Regions from separate parts of the Mus musculus genome. Here regions 1, 2, 3, 4 and 5 are each linked to region 6. The links are chromatin loops, found by intact Hi-C in ENCODE. Cell type or tissue: gastrocnemius. All regions are shown on one strand. Links, peaks and the distances in the headings refer to the core of each region. The heading gives the core; the rest is flanking DNA.

The links. Peaks named below come from ENCODE experiments on the same cell type or tissue, not always from the same donor. Only the 100,000 strongest peaks of a DNase experiment are listed, where the experiment ranks them.
Region 1: it touches region 6 in a loop (2.2-fold over the local background); 14 of 42 quality-filtered maps call a loop at or near these places.
Region 2: it touches region 6 in a loop (8-fold over the local background); 17 of 42 quality-filtered maps call a loop at or near these places.
Region 3: it touches region 6 in a loop (6-fold over the local background); 15 of 42 quality-filtered maps call a loop at or near these places.
Region 4: it touches region 6 in a loop (13-fold over the local background); 21 of 42 quality-filtered maps call a loop at or near these places.
Region 5: a loop joins it to region 6, with 8 times the contacts of the local background. A loop is called at or near these places in 10 of 42 quality-filtered maps.

What each region holds. Positions count from the first base shown.
Region 1 is chr6:94,137,498-94,142,577 of GRCm38, forward strand. All of the region lies in intron 1 of Magi1 (membrane associated guanylate kinase, WW and PDZ domain containing 1), which reads right to left. All of the region lies in intron 1 of 4930511A08Rik (RIKEN cDNA 4930511A08 gene), which reads right to left. Among named protein-coding and RNA genes, the nearest start is that of Gm52867, 88 kb to the right of the region's middle. In gastrocnemius, for the core only: a CTCF peak has its summit at 2,522 (motif pointing left); a DNase peak (open chromatin) is centred at 2,693.
Region 2 is chr6:94,398,516-94,403,595 of GRCm38, forward strand. No RefSeq gene overlaps it. Among named protein-coding and RNA genes, the nearest start is that of Slc25a26, 99 kb to the right of the region's middle. In gastrocnemius, for the core only: a CTCF peak has its summit at 2,047 (motif pointing left); DNase peaks (open chromatin) are centred at 2,067, 2,331, 2,691, 2,855 and 1 more place; H3K4me3 peaks cover 806 bases.
Region 3 is chr6:94,280,378-94,285,457 of GRCm38, forward strand. It overlaps Magi1 (membrane associated guanylate kinase, WW and PDZ domain containing 1), which reads right to left and starts at 3,540. Exons shown (of 24, transcript NM_001029850.4): 1 at 2,633-3,540. The coding sequence starts at 2,945. Gm31661 (a long non-coding RNA gene) reads left to right here and starts at 3,544. Exons shown (of 5, transcript XR_377886.4): 1 at 3,544-4,552. In gastrocnemius, for the core only: a CTCF peak has its summit at 2,097; DNase peaks (open chromatin) are centred at 1,405, 2,118, 2,608, 2,765 and 3 more places; H3K4me3 peaks cover 3,935 bases; H3K27ac peaks cover 3,912 bases.
Region 4 is chr6:94,462,955-94,468,034 of GRCm38, forward strand. No RefSeq gene overlaps it. Among named protein-coding and RNA genes, the nearest start is that of Slc25a26, 35 kb to the right of the region's middle. In gastrocnemius, for the core only: CTCF peaks have their summits at 1,877 (motif pointing left) and 3,745 (motif pointing right); DNase peaks (open chromatin) are centred at 1,730 and 3,762; H3K4me3 peaks cover 217 bases.
Region 5 is chr6:94,361,625-94,366,704 of GRCm38, forward strand. No RefSeq gene overlaps it. Among named protein-coding and RNA genes, the nearest start is that of Gm31661, 80 kb to the left of the region's middle. In gastrocnemius, for the core only: a CTCF peak has its summit at 2,533; no DNase peak of the experiment used is centred there.
Region 6 is chr6:94,078,392-94,083,471 of GRCm38, forward strand. All of the region lies in intron 1 of Magi1 (membrane associated guanylate kinase, WW and PDZ domain containing 1), which reads right to left. Among named protein-coding and RNA genes, the nearest start is that of Gm52867, 150 kb to the right of the region's middle. In gastrocnemius, for the core only: no CTCF peak of the experiment used is centred there; DNase peaks (open chromatin) are centred at 598 and 2,949; H3K27ac peaks cover 226 bases.

The DNA of each region.
Region 1 (5,080 bases), core at 654-4,653, 59 kb after region 6:
TGAAAAGACCCAGGAGGACTTCTTCGCCACTTTTGGCTAAACGCATGGAAGAGTCTTTAATGCATGTGGGATGTACATATAAAAGAAAATAGATGATTAACAAAGCAAGCAAGCTCTATAGGGAAATGAAAGAGAATCCTGGGCTAGGACTGAGAAAAGTCAGTTGACCAAGGAATTTATCTCACTCTTCAATTAAGTCTATTGTGTCTATTCAATTCAATACTTCCACCTGCTATTACCTTGTTATTTTCTGTCCTCTAATTTATTCCACTATATGTGTGCTCATACAGAGGTGTGTGAGTGTATGCATGTGTGTGTGAGTGTGTGTGTGTGTGTGTGTGTGTGTGTGTGTGCGCGCGCGCGCGTGCGCAGGAGGTACACCTGCCTCAGAGCACATGTGGAGGTCTGATACAACTTGCTGGAGTTGCCTCTCTTCTTCCACTACACAGGTTCTGGGGAATCAAACTCAGGTCATCAGACTCAGCAGCAAGCTTTCTTTACAAGAGGGCTGGAGGCACAGGTGAGACTGAAGGGATCAGGACTGCTTAGCACCATGGCTATGTAAGGTCTTCCTGCAAATCCCAGTAAAGACTCTGCAGATGCTGCCTAAGACACATTACTAAGCATCACAGGTCTCCAGATTGCCCAGCTTCCCTTTCCCCACCCACCCCCCCATGTCGTCACTATCCTACTTAGATCACTACGAAACATGTCTGGCTACTATGAGGACAGTGGGTTGTCTACTTAGTCTACCCTATACGTGCAGGGATTCTCTTTTCTGTTTGTCTATCTGCCACACTTCTGCAATCAAGAGATCAGTATAAACCTATCAGCATCCTGCCCCTACTAACAGTTGTGTAACATGGGGACATGTTACTGAACCCCAGTTTTGCTCTTATTCGTCCCCCAAGATCTCACATGTTGAAGGTTCAGTCCCCAGCCAAGCATGTTCCAGGGTGGGGTCTTTGAGGAGACAAGAGAGGTATGACCTTATTAATGGAGGGATCGGCTGATAGTTTCCTAACTTGACACGTTATTGGGAAGTGGTGGAAACTGGAGGTGTAGGAGCAGGCTGTGGTGCTGTACCACATCTTCTCTGCCTCCTCAGGCCCCTCCCCTTTGCAACCTACAACCAGATGCCAGGTAGCTTGCACTAGGCACTCAACCTCTATTCCTAATCACAGACACAAAGCAACTAGGACAAGCAACCATGCTCCTCAATTGGTGCAGCCATGGCCCAAAAGAAATCCCCTAGCTTTTAAAATGTTCTACCCCAAATGTTCTGCCACGGCAACAGGAAGACAACACATTAAGCTTCCTAACTGGCAAACTGAAAATAACAGTGCATGGCGGGCTTGTCATGAAGATAAAGTCTGATGGCTATGTGGGCACAGTGGCTGCCACTCAGCAGACCCCAAGAGGTCTTCACTGTGCCTTTCAGTCAATGCTTTGCCTGGTAAAGAATGGGCTCAGCCCTAGCTTCACACACAGGTGAGGACAATGTTTCCTGAAGTAGAAACACACTTCTTAAGGTGGAACTGCTGAAGATGGGACAGAAGCTGGAGCTTGAATCCACACGAAGCATCAGGCCCCAAACTGCATGGTCTCCAACTCCCCCTCTCCACATCTATTCCTCTCAGCCTTAAACACACAGTAGCCAGTTCCCTGCTCCATTCTGTCTCCATAAAGTTTTTTTTGCATTTCCTGTCCCCAGTCTACACATACCAGAGACTACAAATTGGGAACACAGAGCTCATAGACAGATGCAAGCTAGATAAGATCAAGAATTAGAACCAGGGATGGGAGAAAGCTGTCAGTAAAGCACTTGATGCAAGCATGAGAACCTGAGTTGGGTCGGGTCCCCAGAACCTCAGTAAAAGCTGGGTTGGTGATACACTGGGGATGCAGAGACTGGAGGATACCTGGAGCCTAGTGGCTAGCCAGGGTAGCCAACTCTGCGAGCTTCAGGTCAAGCCTGTAGAATGATACCCAAGCCTTTTCTCTGGTCCCCATATGTATGTGCACACATGTACACCTACATGCATCCACACACAACATATACAAATATGCACACAAGAGAGAAACACACGTCAGAACCCATTTGGCAGCACCTTCTAAAGTCTAACAAACACCTATTCTAAGACCTACGTTTCTTACACACACACACACACACACACGGGGGGGGGGGGAGAATATGTTCTAAAAAAAATACTAGGAAAAAACAAGGCATCTTTAATGAAAAGACCTCTGAGTTATAAAGTACCCAGCTACCTAAAAAACAGAAAAATAAACACATATAACATGGTCACAAAGTAGAATATTACACAGTCAGTAAAAAGAGCTACTGATACGCTCAAAATGAAGGTGTCCTCTAAACATAAAAAAGTCAACCTAACATAAAAAAGTACATATTATAGTTATTTCTTATTGAAAAATCATAAGCAGGCAAGACACATGTAGAGTGATAACAGTAAAAGTCAGGCCAGTGCTAAGGCCAGGCAACTCTGAAAACACAGCTCCCTCTGGTGGTAGTTACAGAGAAGACACTGGTTAAAATATCAAGCTGTATTTATTTATTAAAGTACTTTATGTGCTTTAAGTATTTTTTGAATTCAATTTTTAAAAGAACAAAGACATTAAAAACATCAAACTGGGATAGCAGCCAAGATGGCAAGCCTTGCTGCTGTCCACAAGCAAAGTGCTGACTTGCTTTCTGGCTGAGCCCGAGCTAACCTTGTGTCTAGGGATGGGAAGTTTGGATCAGGTGCATCTGCTGTGGTAGGCCCCACAACAAACCCTGAGGCTGGCAGAAGTCTGCAGTTAACTCTCAGAGTCGCTCATTCATTCCACACACACTGTCCTGGGCTGACTTCAGCATTAATCACCGCTGAGTTGTATTCTCTGGCACATCTGGTGGTTCTTGGTTGAGACATTATGCTTCCACTTTACCAGAACCAAAATGCATCCCTCCAAATGCTTACACTCTGCTCACCAAGGTTTCAGATTAACAGGAAGGGGTTAGGGACCGTGCACGGAATTATTATAAGGCACGCTACAATCTCAGTGGCCCACACTCAGTGGGCGGGAGAGGGATGTGTACACTGGAGAGCCCCGGCGGTCTGAACCCTCACAGTGCCAGGCATGAGTGGTCCACGCTCACAATCCCAGCATTCAGGGGCTAACTGAAGCAGGAGGACCTTATGGGCTGCATGATGAGTTTCACACACACCTAGGCTAGGCTGCACAAGGAGATCTTGCATCTGCAAATGAAACAAGGGCTAAGAAGATTTCCTGGGCAAAGGAAGCACTGACAGGAAATTCCCAGAAGCTCTTGGGCCAGCAAGCCAAGCCTACACAGCAGTGAACAAAATAGACTGTGTATCAAACAAGACAGAAGTCAAAGACGACACAGGAAGTTGCCCTGGGACCCTCACATGAGTATCATACAAACATAGGCCTGCACTCATTCCTCTCTCGCCACATGGTTGTGCATGTGTGTAAAAGACTGAAGAAGGGAGGAGGAGGAGGGAGGGATAAAGAAGGGAGAGGAAGGGAATAAGGAGAGGGGGAGGGGGAGGGGGAGGGGGGGGGACACAAAACCAAGCACTGTTCTCATTTACTGTGGTGGTTTGAATAGGTTTAGCCACCACAGACTCAAGTGTTTGAATGCTTATCCCACAGGGAGTGATACTATTAGGAGGTGTGTCCTTGTTGAAATAGTTGTGGCCTGATTGGAGGAAGTGTGGGCTTTATGGGATTGGGGATGGGCTTTGCCAGTCTTCTCCTGACTGATATAAAATTCTTGGCTCCTTCTCCAGCACCCTGTCTGCCTGGATGCTGCCCTGCTTCCTGCCATGATGATAATGGACTGAACCTCTGCGCCTGTAACCCAGCCCCAATTAAATGTTGTCCTTCATAAGAGTTGCCTTGGTCATGGTGTCTCCTTATGGCAATGAAAACCTAACTAAGTCACTTACTCTGTAGGGAGGGGCTCAGCCCCCTGGTGAAGGCATCCATCTCCTCTGGGATTCTCTGGAGGACTAGGCTTTCTCCTCCAACTCTAATACTCTAAGATGCTTAAAAATGAGTTACAGATTAGTAACTAGTATGACAACAATGAGAGAGAAAATGAAATTGCTAAGAGACTGACTCATTCGACTTGGTCACTGGTTTGCCTTTGCCTACCAATCTGCAGGGGGAAGAAAGGCAGAGGAAACAAACGTGGGTGTTTGGAGCTTTAAGAAAACAAACACTTGGGCTTAGGCTATAGATCAACAGTAGAACATTTGGCTAACACACAGCAGGCCACAGTTCCATTAGCAGCAGGAGTATGGGAGAGTGTGTGTGCACATGCATGCACATATGCACATACATGACTATGCACACTTCCATAGGGTATTTTTTCTACGTCCACCCAGGGTCCAACTCCCCAGAGATATCCCCATGGGAATCCAGCTGCAGAGCAGGTTCCCACTGGAGAGGATTCTCAGCCCACTCACCTACTGTAAGATGTGGAGAGCATACAGAAATCCTCCCACTGAAACAGCTCTGAATCCTCAACTGACGATAAGACGCACAAGGTTTTCAATCACATGCAAAACAAAGGGCTGGGCCATAGCGTCCAGCACCACCTCTGTCAGAGGCTTCAGGCCTCAAGCCAAAAGTTTGATATAAATAAGAAGGCAGGACCATTCTTTATATATCAAATCAAGAAATAATGAATTTTCTCCCATCATCCAGTGTTTATTATACTCTAAGATGAGAAGAGAAATGAAAGATAAGACACACAAGAAACTGGGCAGGTAGGACTCCCACCAGGACCTGAGTTCCTAACACTATAGCCTACCCATCAAAGCTGTTGACCTGTTTACAAACCAACCAAAGCCTGGTCCTGTCCACAGCTCGAAGGAGGCTGCCAGGAGTGATTTACAGACAGCTGTTTTGTCTATGAAACTGACGGGGTAGGGGAGCAGCTAGAGATGGGAAGAGGTTTTAGCATGGGGCAGTTCTCCTGGGCTATAATTATTCAGGCTGGCTGGCTGCTTTCTTTGCCCCAGTTGGAGTTCTGTCTCCAAGGTGC
Region 2 (5,080 bases), core at 350-4,349, 320 kb after region 6:
CTAATAAAAAGTAGACACTTGGCTGGGAGAATGCTCAGTGGATAGAGGGGCTTGCTGTCAAGCCTGACGACCTGGGTTCAAGCCCCAGAACCCATGTGATGGAGAGAAAGAGAGCTGACTTCTGCAAGTTGTCCTCTGACCTTCATAAAATTAAAAAAAAACAAAAACAAAAATAAAAAACAAAAACAAAACTGAAGTGGAGACCTAATTGGAGCATGTATGATTTTTTTCTTTTGCAGGTAGAGACAGACAGGTCTCTGGAGCTTACTGGCCAGCTAGTCTCACCCCAGGTCCCACCCTCAGAAACAGGGTGGGTCAATCCTGAAGAACAAGATCTAAGGTTGACCTCTGGCTTCCACCCTCAAGCACATATACATGTACTTGCACACTCATAGTCATGCACACACATACATGCACATGCAGACACATACACCCCCACTTTACATACACACAGGTACCTTCACACATACATTGATCCACATGTGCAGGACTTTGGGATCCTTGAAGTTACAGCCCTCATAAACAAGATTTGTGAACTCTCAGAGAAGTGCACGGTTTGGGCTTTCCTTCAGCCCCGTGAAGACACAGAATTTCTTCCTGTTGCTCTTTACTGCCGCGGCAGTGTGTGGAGAGAACGTGCTGTGTAAGAAGCAGGCCCTCCATTATCCTGAGTGAGGTAACCCAATCACAAAAGAACTCACATGATATGTACTCACTGATAAGTGGATATTAGCCCAGAAACTTAGAATACCCAAGATATAAGTTACAATTTGCAAAACACATGAAACTCAAGAAGAACGAAGACCAAAGTGTGGACACTTTGCCCCTTCTTAGAATTGGGAACAAAACACACATGGAAGGAGTTACAGAGACAAAGTTTGGAGCTGAGACAAAAGGATGGACCACCTAAAGACTGCCATATCCAGGGATCCATCCCATAATCAGCCTCCAAACGCTGACACCATTGCATACACTAGCAAGATTTTGCTGAAAGGACCCTGATATAGCTGTCTCTTGTGAGACTACGCTGGGGCCTAGCAAACCCAGAAGTGGATGCTCACAGTCAGCTATTGGATGGATCACAGGGCCCCCAGTGGAGGAGCTAGAGAAAGTACCCAAGGAGCTAAAGGGATCTGTAACCCTATAGGTGGAACATTATGAACTAACCAGTACCCGGGAGCTCTTGACTCTAGCTGCATATATATCAAAAGATGGCCTAGTCGGCCATCACTGGAAAGAGAGGCCCATTGGACTTGCAAACTTTATATGCCCCAGTACAGGGGAACACCAGGGCCAAAAAGTGGGAGTGGGCGGGTAGGGGAGTGGGTGGGTAGGGTATGGGGGACTTTTGGGATAGCAATGGAAATGTAAATGAGTAACATACCTAAAAAAAAAAAAGCAGGCCCTCACAGCACCCCAAGTCTACTGGCCCTATCTTCTCTTGTTTCCCAGCTTCCAGAGCTGTAATACTTCCTGTTGTTTATAAATTGCCTAGCCTGTGGCATCTTGTTATGGCAGCGTAATTAACTAAAGCACTCACAGAGTCCTGATGAAGAGCAAAGCGTCTAAGCCTCCTGACACCACAGAGCGAGCTTAGTTCATCTTCTATTCCCTAATCCCCAGTAAAGCCCCTCACATCTAGATTTCACTAAGACCTCATTTTCTATGTTTTTGTGGTGCTAGTTAGTATAGCCAGAGCATTTTCTGTAGCATTATTAAGATTATCGAACTGGAACCCAGAGAAAATAAACAAGCATTTACAGATCTTAATTAACCAAAACCATATTAGATCAACACATAACGTACATACACTATATAACATTAAGTGCATACAATGTATACATTCAAAGCATAATACACTATGAATTGAAGAAAAATAAACAGCTCATTGACCCCCTACACCCACAGTGCAGAGCAATCAAACATTCATTTCTGAGAGAGAACAAGGGGGCTTAGAAGAGACTCCTAGTCATAAATGGATTGGGTGGTCCCAGGTCGGGAGCCTGTGACCTTGGCACAGCTTGGAATGCACCCACTAACCTCTCGCTCCCTCTGCTGGCCTTGGTCAGCACATGCACTGTGTTATGAACAGTGGACCTGGCTACTGTAAACCGGGTCTATGGAAATTTCTGGTGCTGGACAGTGGACCGGGCAGCTGCCTTTTCTGCAACAGTTATATGAAAGCCTGCAGCAACACAGGCGGTTTGATTGATTGTATTTATTCAGGTCAAAAGGAACTCTCAACCCTGATTGCTCCGGTCGTCCTCTTCTGTCCCCGGGAAGGGAGTTGTGCTACCTTGCCCACACCCAATGATCTTCCTTCTCTCCCTCGGGCTCCCTGCTATCTCACTGGTTGCACCTCTCAACTGTGTTTTATTGCCTCTCTGCACAGCCCCGGCCCCTAGCTGGTGCCATTTGTGAATCAGTCACCATGCAACCCTGTCTTTAGTTGCAGAGCGGAGCTCTTGTTAGCCGCTCTAATTAGGCAAGCCTCTTATGTCTCCATTTGTGCTTAATTCAAAGCCGTAAAAAAGCTTTCCAAAATAGGTGTGTGCTCAAGTTGACAGTTGTGATAAAAACAATGCCTCCAAAAAAGAGAGAGCAAGACACACTTGCCATCCTCCTTTCCATAATTTATAGTGATTTGGCGGCCCCTCCCCCACCAGGAGATAAGTGTCTCTTTGGGAACGATTCTCTTTTTAATAGCGCCATCTGAGGCAGCAAACGTTTCTTTTGCAGCTATTTGAGCCTTCTAGCCTGCAAAACAGTGACTGAGGAGTGAGTTAGGACTGAGCGAGGCTGTCTGCATCCCATAAATAAACAATGAGGGCCGGGCCATTTCATTACAGAGCTTAAATACACAGGACAGATGGTCCGCAGCAGTGCTACACGTGCATAACCCATTTAAGGGAGGACATGATGGGGTCAGAAGCGTTAATGTGCTCTCCGTGCCGTTCATCTACTCAAGTTACGAGTTACGAGTTATACTTAACACAGCATCAAAGCTACAGGTCAGGCAAATGACTGCAGTCAGTGACGCTGGGAAGACAAGGGAATTGTTGAATGGCAAGAGGATAAATCCTAAATTGGCTTGGGGATTTAGAGCTTGATCTCAATCTAATAGATGCTATTAGCCATTCATCCTTCTCATGGAATTGTAATGATAAGAAAAAAAATCAATTCGAATTCACTTACATACACACATGCAAAGGTAATTCATCATTTAGCCCACTCCTCTGGGAAGTCCAGAGCTTCGGATGTAGATAGTTTTAGGTGTTCTGGTCAGAGCCTGGGTTCTGGCCAACCTCACAATCTAGGCTCAGCCACCTGTCCTCCCGTGCTAATTATGGTAATTAAAGAGACAAGTCACGGTCAAGAGCTATGAAAGGAGATTTGCTCAGTGTGGATAAAGAGATGCTGTGGATCCTTGTTCCCTGGATGATCTTCCTTCAGGTTTCTGACTTAAGGTTTAGATTTAAACAGAGAGCAAAGGGCCTGCATAACTAGGCAGCCCTGATCAAGGTGTGACCCCGCCCATTATTGACCCATCATTTCATCAGCTCTAATCAGTCCTGTGAGCTGGTCTGACAAAGTTGCGAGAGCTGCATAAAATTTCTTTCAGAGAAGCTCAGCCTCCCGGTAGGCCCTGCCCCACCCCCCAGCATGAGACCTAATTTCTTGGGGTTAGCTGTCTGCGAAAGAGCAGCATTCACATTTCTCTTTAGAAATTTCTAAAACCATTGGGAAACACAGATGTTTACATTATGATTCATAACAGGGGCAAAATTATAGTTAGGAAGTAGCAACAAAAATAATGTTAAGGTCAGGGGGTCCCCACAACATGAAGAACTGTATGAAATGTTCCAGCATTAGGAAAGTTGAGAACGGCTGCCAGGAAAGACTCACTAAGGAGAAATTCCTCCTGGCCAAGAGACTAAATCTCTGGCCTGCTTTGAGACTTGATGTTCCAGCTAGGTGGATCAACTATCTGATGTAGGCCTTACTCCTCTGAAAATAGGAATTGCTCCTAGGAAAGTGGGTTTACCTTAAACCATGCTAAATAGGCAGGCAGAATAATCGTCCCTTTCATGAGATGCCATACTTTTCTTTCCCAGAATGTTTTACAGAATGCAGCCATGCTGCTCTGAGTCTGCCCACTGAGGTACTCAGAAAACTAGTGACTTTTCTGTCTCAATTCTAAGCTGTTTTCCCCTAACACTTTGTGTGGGGCTCCTGACATTTTCTCTAATGCTTCCTTTTCCAATATATGGCTCCTGCTATCGTCTGTCTGATCTCCATCCTTGACTTAAAAAAAATAGAGAAAGAGAAAAGAAAAGGAAGAGGAAGAGGAAGAGGAAGAGGAGGAAGAGGAAGAGGAAGAGGAAGAGGAAGAGGAAGAGGAAGAAGAAGAAGAAGAAGAAGAAGAAGAAGAAGAAGAAGAAGAAGAAGAAGCAGCAGAAGCAGAAGAAGAAGCAGAGGAAGAAGGAGAGTGCTAGGCTTGACATGATGATGAACTAGCTATGGCATCTCAATGGAGGAAATGATAACAGAATGGCTTTTGAAAGAGTGTTAGAAATGTGTTCTTTTAAGCTTGATTGCTCATTTGTTCTGGGTGTGTGCATGCCACACTACACATGTGGAGGTTAGAGGACAGTTTGTAGGAGTTGATTCTCTTCTTCTTTCCCAAGGTCCTTGGGACTGAACTGAGGCCTTAACCCTCTGAGCCATCTTGCTAGGCCTAGCAAAAGTGTTGCTATGTTCATGCAGAACTCAGAAATCTGGACTTGAATCACAGAGGCCCCAGGGCTGAGCTAACAGCGTCCCAGCATCCTGGAAAGGAGCTGAAGCAGCACACGCTTGTTCAAGGTCCAGTTTCCTTTTTAAAGCATAGATGCCTTGTCACCTATCCTAAATTTAACTCTTTTTAAAACATAAAACTGTGGGTTGATTAAAACTAACTGTCTCAAAGTGAGTAATTCAGTGGCAGCTGGTTTATTCACTGTGTTGTAGTTACCATATCTACCCAGATGTTTTTACTAACAGATATTGAACTCCATTAGCATTAAACAATGCTGCTTCC
Region 3 (5,080 bases), core at 618-4,617, 200 kb after region 6:
CCTCAAAAACAAAACAAACCCGTAGGTACTGTTTTTATGCTTATATACATATATACGCACACACATATCAGTTTAAAAGTCTAGTTTTTTAAAGATCTGAATTCTGCTATTATTCTGCATATTAAGTATCTGAATTCTGAAAATAATATGCATACACAGATCCAACTAGCATACATACATTTCTAATATTTTTAAGCATGTTATGACCAACAACTGTCCTCTCCACTTAATGTGGGTCTACTAAGTCTCGTTCACAACCCACTCCTATCCATGAGATACTATTTGCTATAGAAACCTGCCATGCAACACAAAGAGTACAATCTTCTACCACAAGAAGACTGTGACATCTCCACGCAGATATGTACCCAGAGTGACTATGTCCCTGTGAGAGCTAACTCAAAATGGAAACACCATAAAAAATATATTTTTCCCAAATACTAGCTCAGTCTACTCGATACAATAAGACACAGTAACAAAAAAAGGTGGAGACAAATATGTCCTATAATTTAAATCATTTTGCAACAGGAAAGTGAGAGGATTGTTGAAATGGTTCCTAGGGTCATCTTCACAGTAACTGTGCCCATGTCATTATCACATGTGACAGTCTTTATAATGTGGTGGATTCCACAGCACTCATAGCCTATTGCAAGGCTGTTCAGAAGCACAAGCCCACTCTCTCCCTTTGTGAGCATTTCTGTTGGCAAAAGACAGCCCTGATCATAGGACACCTGAAGGCACTATAATAACTGTCAAATCCACAGGCATCTCCCACCACCACCACTAAAGTGCACACAGAGGGGTGAGAGAGAGGAAGGGAGAGTGGAGAGGGAGAAGGGGTACTAGCTAGCTCCAGGGTCTCTGCAAAATAGTGGAAGAGCTCAGCTTCTGGAAGCTTCTTGCCCATGGTCAACAAGTCTTAGGACCCATTTACCACCACCCAGACATCCTGCCATCCTGCCGGATGAGAAATCTTTCTGCAAAATGAGCCTGAACTCAAACCCAATGCTGCCCCCCTCCCCCAATAAATAAATGCCTGTCACAGTGTTATCTCAACAGCTCTACCAAGTCATAAACACCCGGGGAACTGGCATTAAATTCCTAGCTAAAAACTGAATTGCTAACTGCTTAAATCCAACTCCAATACAACTCGCTTTTCCTGAGCACTTACTGTGAACCAGCACACTTCCTCGGTTATGATTTTACCAGAAACTCCTAAGGACAGATTCATCAAGCAAGGCCAAGTAGCAGGATATGGACATTCCACTGTTAGGTGTCAGCCTCTGCGCTCCCAACAGGATAGAAAGGCCTGGCTACTAGGCTCCCCGCACACAGTACTGCGCTCATCCTCCGGTCATCTGGAAGCGGCCTGCTGCTGAGAGCGCTGGCTCTCCCCGCTTTCCTTTGACACGTTTCCTTCAGCTGCTGCCATCCTGACAGGAACATATGGCAACTTTTCACCACATTCAACTCTGCCACCTCCTCTGGTGCTTTCATCTGGGAGAACCTGCGTCACAGCACTTGGGTGCAGGAGGGATGCCTCTAAGGACTGCAGCTATGCTCCGGTGGCTAGCTACAGGATCAGACCATTGCTCAGACCAAACTGCGAGGGAGTACTCTCCCACGGCCATCCTTACCCTACAGAAAGCCATCCTTATCCTACAGACTTCTAGGGGAGGATTTGCTTCCCCACCCCCACCCCAAAACTCAGGTCCCGAAAGTCGTCCCCTCAAGCCCTCCTCCTCCTTGCTCAAGGTTTAACAAAAAAAGACCCATACACTTTTGGTAGTTGTGTGACCTTGGGCAAGTCATTTACCTAAGGTCAGACCCGGCTTACTTATTGTAATATAGGACTTACAAAAACCGAGTCGTTCTTATAGCATTGATGTGAATCAGAATGAGATAATGCAATTAAACCACTTTACAGACAGCCTCTCACATAACACGCTAACAATGAATTGTAACTCTCAACAACCATCATCAATAAGGACGACGGTGCAAGAGGAGGAGGTGGCTGGGTAAACTTGGACTAGATTCGCGCCAAGCGCTAATCACCCCTTCCCCCACCGTAGGTCTCCACAAGGAGGAGACACAGACGTCACCCCGCTGTGGGGTGATTGCGGGCTCTGCAGGAGGCTGGATTAAGGACTCCAGTGGGTTATAACCCAGCCCCACCTGGAGGGGTTGCAGGATGAAGGCAAATTCTGTGATGGAAGAATTCCAATCAACCATAAATAGACCCTCTCCTTCCACGACCCACTCTCCAGTTCAGGGAAACAGGCAGTGGCAAGCCACCAGCTCCGTGAGCTCATCCATCCCGTAAGGGGCTGGGGGAAGCGTCCACCTTAGCCTCCCTCAGTTCCCCATCTGCCTTAAGGTGAAGGCGAGGCTGCGCAGCACTAGGTGGCTACGACCTAGAAGTTGGCAAACCAGACCTGGGAAGCATCTCCCCGCTTCCCGGCGCAACCCCGGCCCCAGCCCGCCACGCAGGTGGGCGCACAGCCCACAACCTCACAACTTTGAGTGCATCTGGTCCGGGCCTCAACTTTGGCTCACAGCACTCGGAGCAAACGGCGCCCCCTCAGGCCTCCCCTCTTTTTCGGGGTGCGCCCCCCAAAGGCACGCCCCGTCTTACCTTGTCTGACGGCTTTGAAGGTGACGGCCTCCTTGCAGCTGTCGATGACTCCCAGCACGTCATAGCGGGGCAAGCCGGACACCCGGACCCCCTGCACCTCCAGCAGCAGCTCACCTTCGGCCAGCTTCGGCCCCTCGCCACCGCCGGGAAGCCCCGCCGCCTCGGCCGCCGCCACCGCCCCCACGTACGGAAACTCCCCATGCTCCGCGCCCCCCAGGACCGTCACCCCCAGCTCGCCCTGGGGTCCCCGCTTCACGGTGCACTCGTGAACGCGGCCAGTCCAGTGGTTCTTCTTCTGGATCACTTTCGACATGATGAGTTACAGCCCCTCCTCGAAAACAAAATTCAAATTAAAGAAAAAAAGAAAAAGAAAAGAAAACTGCTAAAACGAGAGACAGGTGCCCCCACAGCACGAGCCCCCGGAGCGGCGGGCTCACGGGAGAAGCATCTCTCGGAGCGCGGGAGCGAGCTACTCGAGCCTCCTCGCCCGACTCTCTCGCGCTCTCAAGCCATCATAAAACAAACTTTCCGGGCTCCGTGAAGAGCCCTGCACGGGCGCCCGCGAGCTTTGTTTGCATTCCGGTGCCTCCGGGTCCGCGTTCCGGCGCCGACCGCGCTCCCGGGACCAGAGTCCACTCCGGCGCCGCCCGGGCCCGCTCTCCGCTCCGCGGCTCTCTCCACACACGCCGCGCCTGCTCCGCGCCGGCCGGCCGCTCCTCAGCGCGAGGGAAGCCCTTTCCAAGCTAGTTGCCGGGAGCCCTGGAGACGCGACGGCGCGGGGCGGGGGTGAGGGGACGCGAGGGAAGTGGCCGCGGCCCCTTTAAGCAGATACAAAGGCTCGGCTTGTTTTGTTACAGTTCATTCTACTCCGCGCGGCGGAGCGCAGCGGCCGGCTGGAGAGGAGACGCGCGCGCATGCGCCCGGCGGCCGCCCGCGGGCAGGCCCGCCCCACCCCTCCTCCTGGAAGGGAGAGATTCCAACGCGCCTCCCGCGGGGTCCTAGGGCCGACCCTTCATTGACGCCAACTTGCTCCTCTCCCTGCACCCCTAGAATTCCTCCTCTTGCAGTGTGGTCGGCTCAGCCAGAGCCTTTTGGGGGAACACGTGTGCTTGCCCGACTCCAGCTCTCGAACTTTTGGAACACAGAGAATTTGGCTTTGGTGTTTGCAAATCGTTTCAAACAGGTGGGGGCTGGGAGACCAATTCAGCGCGGGGCTCACACTCTTGCTGCCTACCCGGGTCCCTCCTCGTCCTCCGCTAGTGCCTGGCCACGCCATCGCTCACGCGCCTTCCGCCACATTTCCGCGCCTGCTCCCCGCCCAGGGGTTCAAGTCCACATGCGGAGCCTGGCTCTTGTCTCTGTGACCCTGAGGACCCGAATCAACAAGACCCACACACCCTCTGCATCCCTGTCCGCGCCCACCAAACGCACCTACACATACGCTCCCATCGTTAAACTTTGGGGCCAACTTTTTAGGACAAGGAAAAAACTGCCAGCGAGCGAGAAAAGCCAAAGCTAGCGTGGCCTTTTTACCTAAGACTTCTCGCTGGCCTCTCATTGTCCTTCCAGCAAAGGGGGCGGCGGTGGCCAGCCCCCTTTGGCTTCTAGGAGAGCCGAGAAACCTAAGCACTGCTTTGGGGAGTAAAGATCACCGCAGGGTGCGGGTCCTGCACAAGCGTGGGCGAGCCGGCCACCTCGGAATTCGCCGCCCAGAGGCGGGGTCCAGTAATCGGGGCACTGGTGAGGCCGGGACAGAAAGAACAGCCCCCACCGCCAAGAAGCCAGTGCAGTGGTGGCCCTAGCGGTTTTGTTTATTTTTCAGTGGTTTCCAATGAGTTCCTCTTTGGTCACGGACTTGAGAATCTACTAGATAAAAGGAGCTGAGTTGGAGCCACTCAGAGAGATGAGGATGTCACTGAGGTGGGTCGAGAGGATAGGTCTGAAGTTCAGATTCCGCAGGCATCTTAAGTACAACATTAAGTGAAGACCTTCCACTTGCCAAGGCTGGAGGAATACAATCACTCCCACCCCCACCCCCACCCCCTCCTCCACCCCCACCCCCACCCCACCCCACCTCACACACAGAGTTGTTAGAAATAATACATAGGCACTGGAAACTTGCAAAGTAAATAATTTATGGTGGCATATAAAATTTCACAGTCTGATAACTGGGGGGGGGGGGGGTGTCAGAGTCCTTAGTGGTTGGGGTTGTAATCCCCTCTCTAGAACATAAGCATACATTTAAGCTCTTCAAGCCCTGTTTCTAGAGAGCTATTCTAAGTTAATAAGAATGAGGGCCTGGCGTTTTACATCTGTAATCCTGGTACTTGTGAGGCTGAGGCATGGGGACCAAGAATTCAAGGCAAAGTCTAGGAGAGGATGGCCTGGGCTCCCTAAGACTGGCTACACACAAAAAACCGTCTTGCTCCTGATTATTTGAAAAGGTGA
Region 4 (5,080 bases), core at 314-4,313, 380 kb after region 6:
TTTGTTTAGTAGATATTAGCTCTTTCATACATTGCTCTGATAAAAGCAACCCAAGCGAGGGCTTATTTGGTTTCCTGGCTTGAAGTTAGTACAGAATGGCAGGGAAGCACGGTGGTGGGCGCACAAGGCAGTTGGTCACATTGCTCCCAGAGTCGGAAAGCAGAGGAAGGAAAAGTAGATGCTCAGTTGACTGTCCCTTTCACTCAGCCCCAATGGGGACCCTGGCCGATGAACTAGCGCCACCGTATTTAGGGTAAATGGTCCCACCTCAACTAACCTAAGGTAGAAAATCCCTCAAAGACATGGTCAGAGGATGCTCCCTTCAGCAATGCTCAATCCTGTCAAATTGACAATCCATAGTAATCGTCACAGCATAGTAGACCAAGCTGAGCACATTCCAACACAAAGCTGGGTCCAATCTTAAAAACAACAACAACAACAACAACAACAACAACAACAAAACAAAACTTATACATTGCACGAAAAATGAAAATCTTTACCACTGTGCTGAGACAGCAATCTTAATCTAGATAGACACTCCTATGATCACATCCACAAGGCTTGCAGAATCAATCCACTGTTAATGGGCAGTAAGTAAATTGTCCCTAATTTGGTTTGAGATGATACTTAGATCTCAGGAATATCTGAGTAATGATGCCAAAACACTGGAAAGTGGGAGCTGAACAAAAATTCTTCAAGTTGTCAGCATCAGGCAGAGATAAACATCGGATGGACACTGGCAGCCTAATTTTAAATCTCCATGCCACAAGTGTGACCCAAAGCATGCCCTACTTGCCAGGCAGAGTCTTGATAAAGCTCCACAGTGGGCCGCCAATGAGAAGGAAGAAGTCTATGACTTCTAACTGCCAGCCAATGGGCTTCATACAATGCCTTTTATGTTTGTTGGGTGTTAGTTCCCAGGGGTCACTGCCTTTTCTCTTCCCGGGAGAGCTAAGCTAATCTGACTATAGAGTGGAAGGGGTGGCTTGGCTTTGTGGAAATCGGGGAAGTTCCCACTAGTCCCTCTAATGATGCGGACGTCCACTTGACTATAACCACTGTTGGATATTTTGACACAGAAGCTTAGGGTTATCATCCTCTGCAGCCCTCAATCTGAGACAGAAGTAAGGGAGCTTGCAGAACCTCTTGATTCCCCTGTCACCAAGCTGTACCTTCAGTTTTCCTGTCTGTTTCTGGGACTCTCAAGCTGTACGTGGGAGACTTCCTTTTCTGAAGGAGCAGGCAGCTGAACCCTCTGGGATCTACCTGGGGCTTCTCTTTCCTGCCTCTTTGCTGCCTTGGAGCTGGACAACATTGCAATACATCTACCTACCCATTTAACTACACCTTTTAGCCAGTGACCTAGTAATGGCTTGCAAGTTTAATGCACCCTAAAACATTTGCAATTGTGTGTGTATGTGTGTTACCCTCTCACTGCTCCTCAAAAGACCCTGGCCAGCGTGCAGGGGTGCCATTCTTAAGGCGACTGCTTGCACCTCCTCCACAGTATCAGAGAGTACAGTCCTGCTGTTGCTAGGAAACGCACTACAATCCCTAGACCCCGTCATGTGTGCTTTGCAGAAAAGAGCCCAGCTGGACCCTTGAGTGTGCAGAGACTATTCCAGGTACTTTGCTGCCAAACTGTTGTTCTCTGTGATCTGTATGGGGCTTCTGGCAGCCTTGAGGATGCCTGCTGCGGCGGCTTGCGGTGAATCGGGGATTAGCTGGAGATCTGTTGCATTCCTCTCCTTCCTCCCAAAGAAGAAGGATCTCAGCTTCCTCAAAAAGCTGGATTCCCTCCCACCCCGTTCCTTTAAATAAGTGCTTTTGTGCCTGTCCAGGCCCTTGGGATGTGCATGCGTGCTCAGTGTCTCCACCTGCTGGTACTTAGTTAAGCTTTGCTGTGTAATGTTAGAATACGAAAAATAAAAAATTGGGATATAGCTAAAAGAGCAGTTGAGGATTTGGCAGGAAGAAATAACAGTGGTTTGGTGACAAAAGGAGATGCTCATGAATAAAATAACAGTTGTCTTACCTGTAAGGCAAATCATTTATTCCTTATCCATATAGTGGTAAAGGCTTATTACTATGCAATATTTGTAGGAATTTAGTCATGTGCACAGAAAAATGTAAACATTGAGAAGGAGGCAGGCATGAAGGTGCACATCTGTAATCCCAGTGTGTGAAGGCAGGGCTTCAAGATCTTCTACTGTAGAGCAGGCTCTACTATGCCAGCCTGGGCTAAGTGAGACCTTGTCTCAAAAAACAAGGCAAACATACAAAGTTCTCAGTATAGTGCCCTGCTCAGAGAGCTGTATTTCTGCAGCTTAGATCTGGCACTACTCACAGCTACATTAATAGTCTGTCTAGCTGAGAATTAGTGTGCACACCTTTGATCCCAGCACGGGGGAAACAGAAGCAGGAAGATCTCTGAGTCTAAGGCCAGCCTTGTCTACAGAGTGAGTTCCAGGGCACCAAACAGTAAGGCTTGTCTCAAAAACCAAAACCAAACATATTGAAAATTAGTGTCTTTCACTGAGTAGTCAATCAGTTCTCTAGAAGTAAGAGGCAGTTGTCTGGAGAACCTTAAAATCATTCAGCTTGTGTGTGGTAGGAATGTGTCTCCCTGGGGCTGGGCAGACAGCTCAGTGGTTAAGGCTAAGAGGGAGTGCTGCTCTTCTTAGTTTGTTTCTCAGTATCCACACACAGCTGCCTGTAAACCCAGCTCCAGGGGATCCAGTGCTCTCTCCTAGAATCCACGGGTACCTGAACACATATGTACACGCACCCACACTCAGACGAACACATATACATGTAATTTAAAATAAAATAATTTAAAAAAAAAAGAATTTGCCTCATGTTGTTTTACCTTTTCAAGGGGGTGGGGGGCAGTGGCAGTTTGGCCAGGTGAGTCCCGCAGTTCCTGTATACTTGACTGAATGGCTTTTGCCAGGCCCAGGGTCAGATTCCCAGGAGCTCACCTGTGGGTGCTGTTGCGTGGATCGCTAGCTGAATGGAAGGAGAACTCAGGGTGGTGGGAACTGCAAGCTGTCTCCATACGAAAGTGTCAGAATCTATTTATTATAAAGTTCATCTTCTGTGAGGAGACTTAGCAAGGGCCTTCAGGTATGAGGGCGTGTGCCTAGATAAGATGTGGGGGGGGGGCCAAATATATAATTGGTTATCTTGTATATATACAACAGATGATGAAATGATAACCTAAAGTTTTAAAACTTAGCTATAAAGAATAATTAACTACCAGTAAATAAGAAATTAAATTTATCTTGTAGACGAGCTGCAATAACTTTAAAAATCAATAGAAAATCATTAGAAATTCTGTTGTACCCAGTATAATAAACTCTTTACTTTAACTATTGTCTCATATGGGAGCGATTGCTATTTCTTTTTTCTTTTTCTGTAGACATAAGTGACACCTAGAGGATGGAGAGTTCAAGAACATGTCAGTTATTTTTCACAAAGCATTATTTCCTATCCATTAACATTTTGAGGTGGCAAACACAAATATACACATATTGTCATCAAAAGATATTTGCATATTTTGTGAATTCACTGATTTTAAGAAACAAGACTCAGTTAAAAGTATGGCTTATGAATAGTTATACCTATATATGTTTACTAAGAATGCACCTTAACTTTGTTTAGATTTAAATTTTTATTTGTATTTTATGTGTATGGGTGTTTTGCCTTCATGTACATCTCTGCATTGCATGTGTGCAGTACCAGACGAGGCCAGAAGAGGGCGTTGGGTCCTCTGAGACTAGAGTCAGCCACCATTTGTGCTGGGAATCATTTTGGAAGATCAGCTCTTAGCTGCTGTGTGGGGAGCTGTTTTGTGCTTCTCTGAAGCAGAGAGAGAGAGAGGGAGAGAGAGAGAGAAAGAGAGAGAGAGAAAGAGAGAGAGAGAGAGATAGAGAGAGAGAGAGGAGAAGGAGGAGGAGGAGAGGGAGGGGGAGGAGGAGAGGGAGGGGGAGGGGAAGGAGGGCCTGTTGGCAGATTTCCTGGCCTCTGTGGCATGGAATGATAAGATAAGAGGAGGTGAACCTGGGGCTCAAGGCTGGGGCTGAAGAGTCTATTGACCTTGGTGGAAAGAACAGAGCGTTTTGGGATGGGAAGGAATGTCTTGTGTACATTTTAGCAAATTGTTTCTGTTAGCTTGTGGCTTTGTTTCTCATGATACTGTAAAGTATCTAAAGCCTAAGAAAATTAAACTCGAGGCTGCCGCAGTAGTGACTAGACAGCCCTCCTGATTTCTAACCTCTGTCTCGGAGTCTTCTTTTCCATCTTTCCTATAATCCTCCTCACTCCCCAGTCAGGGGACTGTTTGACTTAGTACCTGCCAGGCCCGTGCATGGTTGAGCGAAGTGTATTTAAGAGTATGTTCCCAGAGAAATACTTTTTTAATGGCTCTGCTCTCCTCTGCTTCCGTTTCTCTCCGTTTACTGAGGAGCAATACAAAGTTTCGTTGTTGTTGCTGCTGTTGTTATTGTTGTTGGTGCGCTACAGCTTTACAGCTGCCATTAAGTCCAGCTCCAGAGAATCTGACGTCTGACTTCCCTTAGAATGATCTTTTCCCCAGGATCTTATCCATTTGCCCAAACTTGTGTATGTAAGATTTATGTGAGAAGAAGAACCCCACAAAGTAGAAACTTGCGTTCATGTCAGTTGTGGTTTCTTCCCACGGAGGAAAGGAAGACAACGATAATCTAAGGTATGTGTGTGCCCAAAATGTGTTTACATTTGTACATTGTTCTTGGAATTTTTTATTCATAGTCAAAATGAATAAAGTTGAAAATTGTATGAAGATAAAGATACAAGAGCAAAGACGGAGTCAAGCTTAGATTTAGATGTCAATCCCACCACCCTGCACCCCCCCCCCCCCCGGGGTACTACAACATTCTTTTTTTTTTTTTAATTAGATTTTTTTCTTTTCTTTTTTGTTTGTTTTTGTTTTTGTTTTGTTTGTTTGTTTTGTTTTGTTTTCGAGACAGGGTTTCTCTGTGTAGCCCTGGCTGTCCTGGAACTCACTCTGTAGATCAGGCTGGCCTCAAACTCAGAAATC
Region 5 (5,080 bases), core at 638-4,637, 280 kb after region 6:
AAGCATTGTGATGATGGATGTTATGGCTTCTATTAGGAACCTCGTCCAACGTGCATCCTGGAGGTTACTCTTCAGCATGCTAGGGTGAATTGATTGGTGTGTGTGCTTTTCTTTTCTTTTTTCTTTCTTTCTTTGTTTTCTTCATTCAGGAATAACACACCTGCAGCAGAGTACATGACTTTTAAATGTTCACTGCTTGATGGAATTTAGATATGAATATATTCAACATACCCCAACCCAGATCAACATGGAACATAATTCCAATATGCCTGGTTCTTCTCCCTGGGGAAAACAATAGCCCTTTAAAAAATATTTGCACATGTGCGTGCCCATGTGTATGTGTGTGGTACAAATATGTGAATGTATAAATGTGCACATTTGTGTACACACATGTGGAGGTGAGAGCAGAATATGGGGGTCTTCCTTTAATTCTCTACCCTATTGGCTTGAGACAGAGTCTCTCACTGAACTGGAAGGTCACCATTTCAGCTATGCTGGCTGCTCAGCGAGCTCTCAAGATCTGCCTGTCTCTGCCCATCAGTGCTGGGGTTGTAGGCATGTGCAACCATGTCACCTACATGTTGGCTTCTGTAATCCTATTCCTGAGGAGGTGAAGACAGTAAAAGCCCTTGGGCACACTAACAAGTCAGTCTAGCCTAACTGCTGAGCTCCATGTTCAGTGGGAGACCCTATCTCAAAAGATAAAGTGGCAAGCAATTGAGGAAGACACGAAACGTCAGCCTCTGGTCTCCACACACATATGCAAACATACACAGTCCCTTTTGCACACATGCATAGACCCACTTGAACATGACAATACACCATATACACATACACAAAGGGGAAGATGGTCAGTTATTCTGCATAACATTCCTCAATGTTGGCTAGTGTGCTGTTTCCTCAAGATGAAATTCAGGAATTTTGTGCGTTTTGGCAGTGATGCCCCAGTGATGTCCCACCTCTGCTCACTCACCAGGTGACCCTCCAGGTGACTCTTCTCTCCCAGCATTTGTTCATTTCTTGATCCCTTTAATCCCTTTATTCCTTTTTTAATCCCTTTATTCCTTTTTTAATCCCTTTATTCCTTTTTTTTTTTGACTTCCTTAATTTTCTAGACACACAGACTGTTCATCTTGTGCTCATCTTGTGCTCTCCCTGGCCCAGCCCCAGAATCAATCATATCTGTAAGAAGCCATTGTCCTTTTCACTGGGAAATGTCCTTGACACCAAGGTCTAGGCTCTTTGTGTGCACAGTGTGGTATGATGTCATGGCTTGCATTGTTTCCAAGTTCTTTCTCTGACCAGAAAAAAAAACTAGAAAATATATGTGTATTTTCTAACAAGCACATATACAATAAACTTATACTTCCATAACTATTATTTGTCTCTGTTTATCATCTCTCTGTGGTGACTATATCTATCTATCATCTGATAATTCCAGTTTCAGTTAACAGAGGGTTTCTGTAAGCTGTCATCCTTTTCTTATTTTTAATTAAAGATTTATTTATTTATTATATGTAAGTACATTGTAGCTGTCCTCAGATACTCCAGAAGAGGGCATCAGATTTCGTTACTGATGGTTGTGAGCCACCATGTGGTTGCTGGGATTTGAACTCGGGACCTTCGGAAGAGCAGTTGGCGCTCTTAACCACTGAGCCATCTCACCAGCCCCTTTTTCTTATTTTTCATTCTCTTTTTTGACCAGCAAAAATATAATCTCATGTATATATAGATGATATTTACATATAGACACATAGAGAAATCTATGTAGGAGAGCGTGTCCTCAGCATGTGCAAAGCCTTTGCCTTGATCTCTCACGCCAGCATAAAACAATAGTAATGTATTCACTAACTTGTTCTGCCTTTTAATGGATATAGGTTATCCCTCTGTGCAATTTTTTATTCCTGCAATACATGGAAAAGACTGCCACTGTCCAGTTTCCCACAGGTTACTTTGCCTCAGCCTCTTCCCATCTGCAGGGATGGGTGTGTCACTTGGAATACAAGGCCCTCTGCTAGTCTGCGTTCTGTCTGGTTTCCCATTACATCCTGATTGAGTTCATGTGAGTATCACCTTTGAATATAGAACATCGACACAGCGCTACAATTTAGAATTCTTGCTCAGGTGTCATCTCTCATCCACTCTTCTCATGGTTCTTTGTTGTTTCCACTCATTCCTTTTTTTTTTTTTTTTTTTTTGAGACAGAGTCTTCAGTTACTTTTCTACTACTGAGATAAAAACATCATGACCAGGACAACTTATAAAAGAGCTTATTTGGGCTGACAATTCTAGAGGATTAAAGTCCATCCTGGCATGGAACCCTGGCGGCAGGCATTGCGGCAGGAACACTTGGGAGTTCACATCTTGAAGGGCAAGCAGGAGGCAGAAACAGTTAAGAAAAAAAAAATAGCATATGCCTTTAAATTCTCAAAGCCCGCCCACAGTCGCGCTCTTCTTCCAGCAAAGCGCTCTTCTTCCAGCAAAGCACATAACTCCTAAACCTTCCAAACAGCACCACCAACTGGAGATCAAGCATTCAAATGCCCAAGACTATGACAGAGGGACACATCATCAGAAGTAACACAGGTCCTCAATGTGTAGCCCTGGCTGACCTGAAACTTCCTATGTAGAATAGGCTGGCCTTGAACTCACAGAGATCCACCTGCATCTGCTTCCCAAGGGCTCCAAGGGGTTAAAGACATGTGTCACCATGCGTAGATCCACTCATTTGTTTATGTGTGTGTGAAAGCACAATTGGAGACTGGAGGACAACTATGCCATCCTCAGGAACACCACCTTGTTGCAGTAAACCTCCCACCCCAATAAGCCCGTGTGAAGGCACAACTCAGTTACAATATTTATAAGCTGCATGCCTCGATTGGGCAGATCCACCACTACACTACTCTATTTTCCAGCTATGAGATCCCTTGCTACTTGTGGCTTCTCTGGGCCATGTGGTTCTGCTCCGTCTTCCTTCTACCTAGTCTTCCGCCATATTTTTCCTCTCTTGTTCCCTACTCTTCCCCCACTCTCTTAATCCTCCAGCTCTACCTTTCCCTTCCACTGTCCAATCACAGGCTCTAGCCTTTATTTGACCAGTTAAAATGGGGAGAAGGTTCACATGAAATCACCTGAATATGTGATTTACTGCCTGTCTGGGCAACTGCTCTTGAGGAAGCAGAACTAACAACAGAATACAAACAGCACCAGGGCAACCCACACCACCACCTCTCGGTGGCCTGAAGCTCACCAATTAGACTGGACTGGCTGGTCAGTGAACCCTAGACATCTTCCTGCCTTCACCTCCACAGGGCTGGGATTACAAACCATCATGCCTGGCAGTTTACGTGGGCTGTGGGATCTAACTCAGGTCCTTACGCTTCTACAGTACATTAGTTACTTTTCTGTTGCTGTGAGAAAACATCATGACCTAAGAATCCATTGAAAGAAGGGCTTATTTTTACCTAACTATTCCAGAGGAATAAGAGTCCATCATAGCAGGGAAGCAGGTAGTCACGGTGGCTGTAGCACCACCTGAGAGCTCACATCCGGAACCACAAACAGGAAAACAGGGAGAGTGCATCTGAAATGAAGAGAGTCCTCATTTTCTTACTTCCTCCAGCAAGGCCTCAGCCTCCTAAGCCTCCCCAGACAGCCACCAAGTGGAGAGACTGAACTTGGTGGTAGGTAGTAGCATGCCTGTTTGATGAAAGGAGTCTGGTGCATGAATGTAGAGATGCCCTAAAGGGGGCTAAAGGTTTTAAACACACACTATGTTTTGTGAGAGTGACATGTAAGGAACTAGAGTGTCAAGAGCCTGTCACAGAGGCTGTGTGGCCACCACTGAATGCAGCAAAATCTGTGGCTAAGACTGAGGTGCCACTAAAGAGTGGGAACTTGTTTGCATAAGAAGAGATGCAGTAGAGATGTTGGTGTAGCTGTTCTTTACCGTTTGCAGGGGAGGTGGGGACAAGTATCTTTCCTAAAAGAACCTTCCCTACATCCAAAAACTCTGAGTCCACGAGAGTCAGGTAGTAAAGAAAGGATATGACATAAGTAATAGTATTTTTTTTAAAAATCTTCTGATTAAAAAAAAAGTGATGTTTGTCCTTTTAGGTCTGGGTTACCTCACTCAGGATGATATTTTCTAGTTCCATTAATTTGCCTGCAAAATTCATGATGTCCTCATTCTTAATAGCTGAGTAGTATTCCACTGTGTAAATGAGCCACATTTTCTGTACCCATTCTTCAGTTGAGGGATACCTGGGTTGTTTCCAGCTTCTAGCTATTACAAATAAGGCTGCTATGAACATAGTGAAACATGTGTCCTTGTGGTATGGTGGGGTATCTTTTGACTATATGCCCAAGAGTGGTATAGCTGAGTCTTCAGGTAGAACTATTTCCAATTTTCTGAGGAACGGCCAGATTGATTTCCAGAGTGATTGTACCAGTTTGCAATCCCACCAGCAATGGAGGAGAGTTCCTCTTTCTCCACATCCTCACCAGCATGTGCTGTCACTTAAGTTTTTGATCTTAGCCATTCTGACTGGTGTGAGGTGGAATCTCGGTTGCCTTGGTTTGCATTTCCCTGATGACTAGGACTTTGAATGTTTCTTTAATTGCTTCTCAGCCACTCAAGATTCTTCTGTTGTGAATTCTGTTTAGCTCTGTACCTCATTTTTAAATTGGGTTATTTGCTTGCTTTTTAGAGGTTAACTTCATGACAAACATCATGACCAAGAGCAAGTTGGGGAGGAAAGGGTTTATTCAGCTTACACGTCCACACTGCTGTTCATCACCAAAGGAAGTCAGGACTGGAACTCAAGCAGCTCAGAAAGCAGGAGCTGATGCAGAAGCCATGGAGGGATGTTCCTTACTGGCTTGCTTCCCCTGGCTTGCTCAGCCTGCTCTTTTATAGAACCCAAGACTACCAGGCCAGGAATGGCCTTTCCCCCTTGATCACTAATTGAGAAAATGCCTTACAGTTGGATCTCATGGAGGCATTTCCTCAAGGGAGGCTCCTTTCTCTGTGATAGCTCCAGCTTGTGTGGAGTTGACACAAAACCAGCCAGTACACCTT
Region 6 (5,080 bases), core at 455-4,454:
GCACGCCTTTAATCCTAGCACTTGGGAGGCAGAGGCTGGCAGATTTCTGAGTTCGAGGCCAGCCTGGTCTACAGAGTGAGTTCCAGGACAGCCAGGGATACACAGAGAAACCCTGTCTCAAATAAACAAACAAACAAAATTTAAAAAGAAAAAAAAAAAAAAAACAGTCAAAGGACTCAAATCCTATCTAAAGCAAGTCAAAGGAGAGACCTGAGGCTCCTGTGCAGGTCAACTCACAAAGAGCCTTAGCTGCCACATTCAGAATCAGTGTTACAAACCGTCAATGGCTGAGCAGCAGTTTCCTCTTTGAAGGCAAATTGATCCTAATATTTTTAAAAAGTACATTAGTGTGACCCAAAGAATTTGAATTAGCCCAGTGCATATTTGAAGAGCATGCATGAACTTGTTTGCAAAACCGTAGGAAAACTAAGGAAGTTATGAACACCGGCGTGACAGACTTCTGGGGAAACACAACACACCCCAGAAAGGGAACTCAGAACAGGCAATGCAATGACTGCAGCAAATCACTGTGGGGAGCCACTGAGGTGTTACTAATAAATGCGGGCGGGGGTTCCTTAGAAGCAACAAGGGTGAACTGAAAGCAGCTGCATCCCTGAAGACCCTCCTCAACCTCCCATGCAACTCTGGAGCCCTCTGCACAGCTCGCAGGCAGCTCGGCCTTCCAAGAATCTCCTCTCTGCAGCTCTGTTCTCATCAGTCTCCTGCCTCGCCACTGTTCACTCCTGTCTACACTGCTGGGGAGGGACCGCGAGATCTTCCAAGTTTCTGTTCCTCCACAGAGGTGACCTTTTGTTTACCTCCCGAGTCTCCTGGAGGAAACTGCTTGTGAGATGCAGTGATAAGAAAAGAACTGAGCTCATGCAGAGGGGAAGGAGGTCTTGAGTGCTGCTGCTTTTCCATTCTCAGAGAACAGTGAGTAGGGATGCTTTTTAGTGCAGACTCCACACAATTCATTTTTTAAATGTTTGGAAGGACAGAATAGCACCCATACAGGTCATCTACAGAACAGACCCTGACACCCCCCCCCACCCCCTCCAGACAAGCCTCCTCTCAGTCACTGAGGGCTTCTCTAGGCCTGGCCTGGAGAGGAAGCATCTGAGGGCTTTAGCATCACAGCTGCCTTAGTCTGCTTCCCAGAAGCAGGGCCAGTAAAGAATCATTACCCAATTTTATATGGTGATTGCTGTTTCTCAAAGCCCAAAGACGCAATGAAATTTACTGAGCTTTAGGTTCTTAGGAGCTCCATCATGGTGAGGGGCTTCAAGCCAGTATTACCATGTGATAAGATCCATGGAAGGACTTGCTAAAGGTTTTCCTCAATTCTGTCTTTAATCTGCATCACCCTGCCCCCTGGCAACCACATATGTAGTTTGGGTCTTTGCTGGGGTCACAAGTACTGGGGGGTAGAGGTGACTAAGCTACTGGGCTGGAGAGTTCCATGCAAAAATGTTAAATTTGTTCTGTACAGAGCTGCTGGCAAGCAGGGGGTCTTGGCTGCAGTCTCCTGGGCTTTGATGGACATGATGCATTTCCATGACTGCTCATCACAGAGCCCAAGTCTAGAATCCCTGCCTATTAAGAAGAAAATATTTTCCCAGTATATGCTGCAAAATTTTTAATTAAGAAGTATGGCAATTGCCCAAAGATGTCCACGTCTGGATCCCAGGAGCTCCTGAATGAGGCACACAGCAAACAGAACAATGATTGCTAATTGAGATGACCTTACAGTAGTTCGTGGACGGGCCCTAGCTAACAGGGAGATGTGATAGCCATGGTTTTGAAAAGAAGAAAGCAGCCCCAAAGAAAAGTTAAGGAAATGGAGTTTCCCACAGGAGACACCAGAAGGGAGTGGGGCCTCCTCCACAGCTGGATGCTTAGCCTGCTGGAATCACTGCTCAGCATTAGTCCCCAGACACTGCTTCATTTTAAGGAACTAACTTTAACTTGGTGGACTTCGTTAAAACTACAAAGAAGAACCTAATAGAAAAATAACCATTGAGGGGTTGAGGAGAGGGCTTGGTCTGCAAAGCGCTTCCACACAACCTGGTTTTGGATCTCTAGAAACTACATCTTGCACCGTAATCCCAGTTTCAGGCCCAGAAACAGGATTTCCTGGGGCTTGCTTGCCATTCTCAGGCAAGGAATGGATGAGTTCCAAATGCAGTGATGGGTGGCTGGAGGGCTGGGGGGCTGGGGGGCTGGGGGGCTGGGGGACTGGCCTTTACGTTTTGAGAGTTTCTATTTGGAAAACAGTCTTGAAGTTCTTCAGAAAGCTACACGTGAAGTTACCAGTTGACCTCATAACCCTACTCCAAGGTGCTTTACGACAGAAATGGAAGCATGTGCCCACATAGAACCTCGCAGATGAACATTCCCAAGTAACATTAATTATAAAGAAGCTTTAAAAGCAGAAACAACCCAAAGGTCTACTAGTCGGTAAGCTGTAAAGTATTACAGAGATAGAGTCACACAGCAGAGTATTTTTAGCAAGAAAGGACTTGAGCCCTAATATGTGATCATGGGGGGGAGAAACTACAAAGTCCAGGTATTATATAGCTCCCATTATGTGAAATATCTACAAAAGTCTATAGAAGCAGAAAGTACATTTTCTTGAATATCTCCGGCCCCAAGGCACTGGAGAAAGGGACAGAGAAGGGAGGGGTATGAGTCTACTTTGAGAGGAGATTAAAATACTCCCAAAATAAGAATGAGAAGGCTGCATGATGCAAGATGGTTGCATAACTCTGTAATTCCATTAAAAACACTAAACTGTACCAAATGTTACATGAATGAATGTTGCACCACATATCAATTATTTCTAAATAAACCACTTAAAATGTGATTTAACTCCAACAGAGCCATGAATTTATATAATTTTCAGCAGTTTATCCAAGAAATGAGGAGAAACACAGCACGCCACAAGAGGGCGCTATCTTCAAAGCTACAGAAGGGATGCTAAACTATGTGGGTAATTTCCTTACCAATCTAACTCCATATTCATCTCCTCCTTCCTTTTTGAGGGAAGCAGCATTTATTGGCTCGTTTCATCCAAGCCAGGAACATGACCAAAGTTGATAGCAGGTTGACAAATCAAGGATTAAACACAAATAAAACATAAATGTTTAAACTGAATGTCAGGGACAGAGAAAATACAGACAAAATACAGACAGCACGCCAGTGTGCTTCTTCCTGAACCTCCAGTCACACAACAGACCGCAGCAAGGTACTTACTCAAGATGGAATTCATCAGGATAACATCAATCAGTACAAGAAATGGAACGTGTTATAAATACTCGGGGACTGCTTTCCTGCTCTATTTCCTGCCCCTGGAAAAGTTCCTGCTGCAACTAGCCCCCAATAAAGACTTAGCAGGGGGACAGAATGAATGAATGAATGAATGAATGAATGAAATCAGTATTTCTTTCTATTTCTATTGTGCCTTGTAAACCAGATCAAAAATATCCCTCTCTGCACCCACACCGAAATGAATTGTTTTACCAAGTATCTCTCAGAAATACATTAGGCAGTATTAAACGTAATTCCTTTGGTCAAGAAATCCTCTAGCAGCTGGGCATGGTGGCACACACCCCTTTAATCCCAGCACTCGGGAGGCAGAGGCAGGCAGATTTCTGAGTTCAAGGCCAGCCTGGTCTACAAAGTGAGTTCCAGGACAGTCAACGCTACACAGAGAAACCCTGTCTCGAAAAGAAAGAAAGAAAGAAAGAGAGAGAGAGAGAGAGAGAGAGAGAGATCCTCTAGTACTGACAGACACACCTTTCAGTGATTCATCTTTAAAGTTTTCCTACGTAAAAATATTTCAGTCAATGCCCTTCCTAACACTGAGAAGCACACAGCAATTCATTAGTGGAAATTAGATGGTTCTCCTTTCAACTCATATTTTAAGTGAGCTGACATCCGAATGCCTGTGGTAACACCACCACTTTTCCATCCCCTAAGTCATTCAGGGACAGAGAAGATCATAGAGGCAACCACAGACAGATGGATGCACTCAGGGTACAAGGAACAGGTGGAGATAAAGCTATCGTAGTGAAGACACTGTGGCCACCTTTAAGCCTCTCAAACCTCGACCAAAAGAGCATTTGCACAGCAACACACCCTAAAAGAAACCAGACACACTGAAGAATAAATCCAACTTGAAAAGTCTTCCTCTACCATTTTTTTTAGAGAACAGTCTACTGTCAAAACAAAGATGTTATGTTTAGCCAGTTCTAGGCAGCTCTGAAACTTTAAATAGAAAACCAAAAACACACTGAGCTTGAACGACAGGAGAACCAACTCTCACACACCATCATTCATTTATGTACTCAAAACCATGTCATGGAGCTAAGGGCTATATTAGGTGCTGGAGAGACGACAGCAAACAGGACATACTCTCTGTCCTCTGAGACTGCACAGCCCAGCGGACCAGTGGGACAAAGAAGTGGGCAATTATAAAAGCTGAGTGGAATGCTAAGAGCAAGCCTATGGTACTCTGGGAACACTAAGCCGAATACCTAATCAGGGTTTAGAAGTTAATAAAACAACTGCCAATCATGTAGTTACACACACAGATAAGGACTTTGCCATTGAAAGTGGGTGGGGAAGGTACCCTAGACAAAAATCCCCCACGCAAAAGCCAAGAAGCTAAGCAAACCCAGAAAGAGGGAACCCAGCACGACTGAGGTCACGGGTGGAGACGGTCAAGGTTAAAGTCAAAACAACCACTGAACTAATAAGCAAGGCTCACCCACTCTTGATCCCCGGGGATCATACAGGTCTACAAGAGGCCATTTTCTTTCTCTTCCACATTTTCAGATCCTTCTAAATTCCCTCAAGATCAAATAAGAAACCCTAACAGGTAATTCACACATACTCTAACTCAATTGTTTCGTGGAACTCGACTTGGGTACAATCAGGAGCAGTTCTCGGAAAACACTAGCACGTCACGTGTCTGTGACAAGCTTCTGAAGGCTTTACAGGGATTTAAAAAAAAAAAAAGTGATCTGTTCTGGGGGATCACACAAGCATCCACAAGGTAGGTGTCACCCCAGTCTTACAA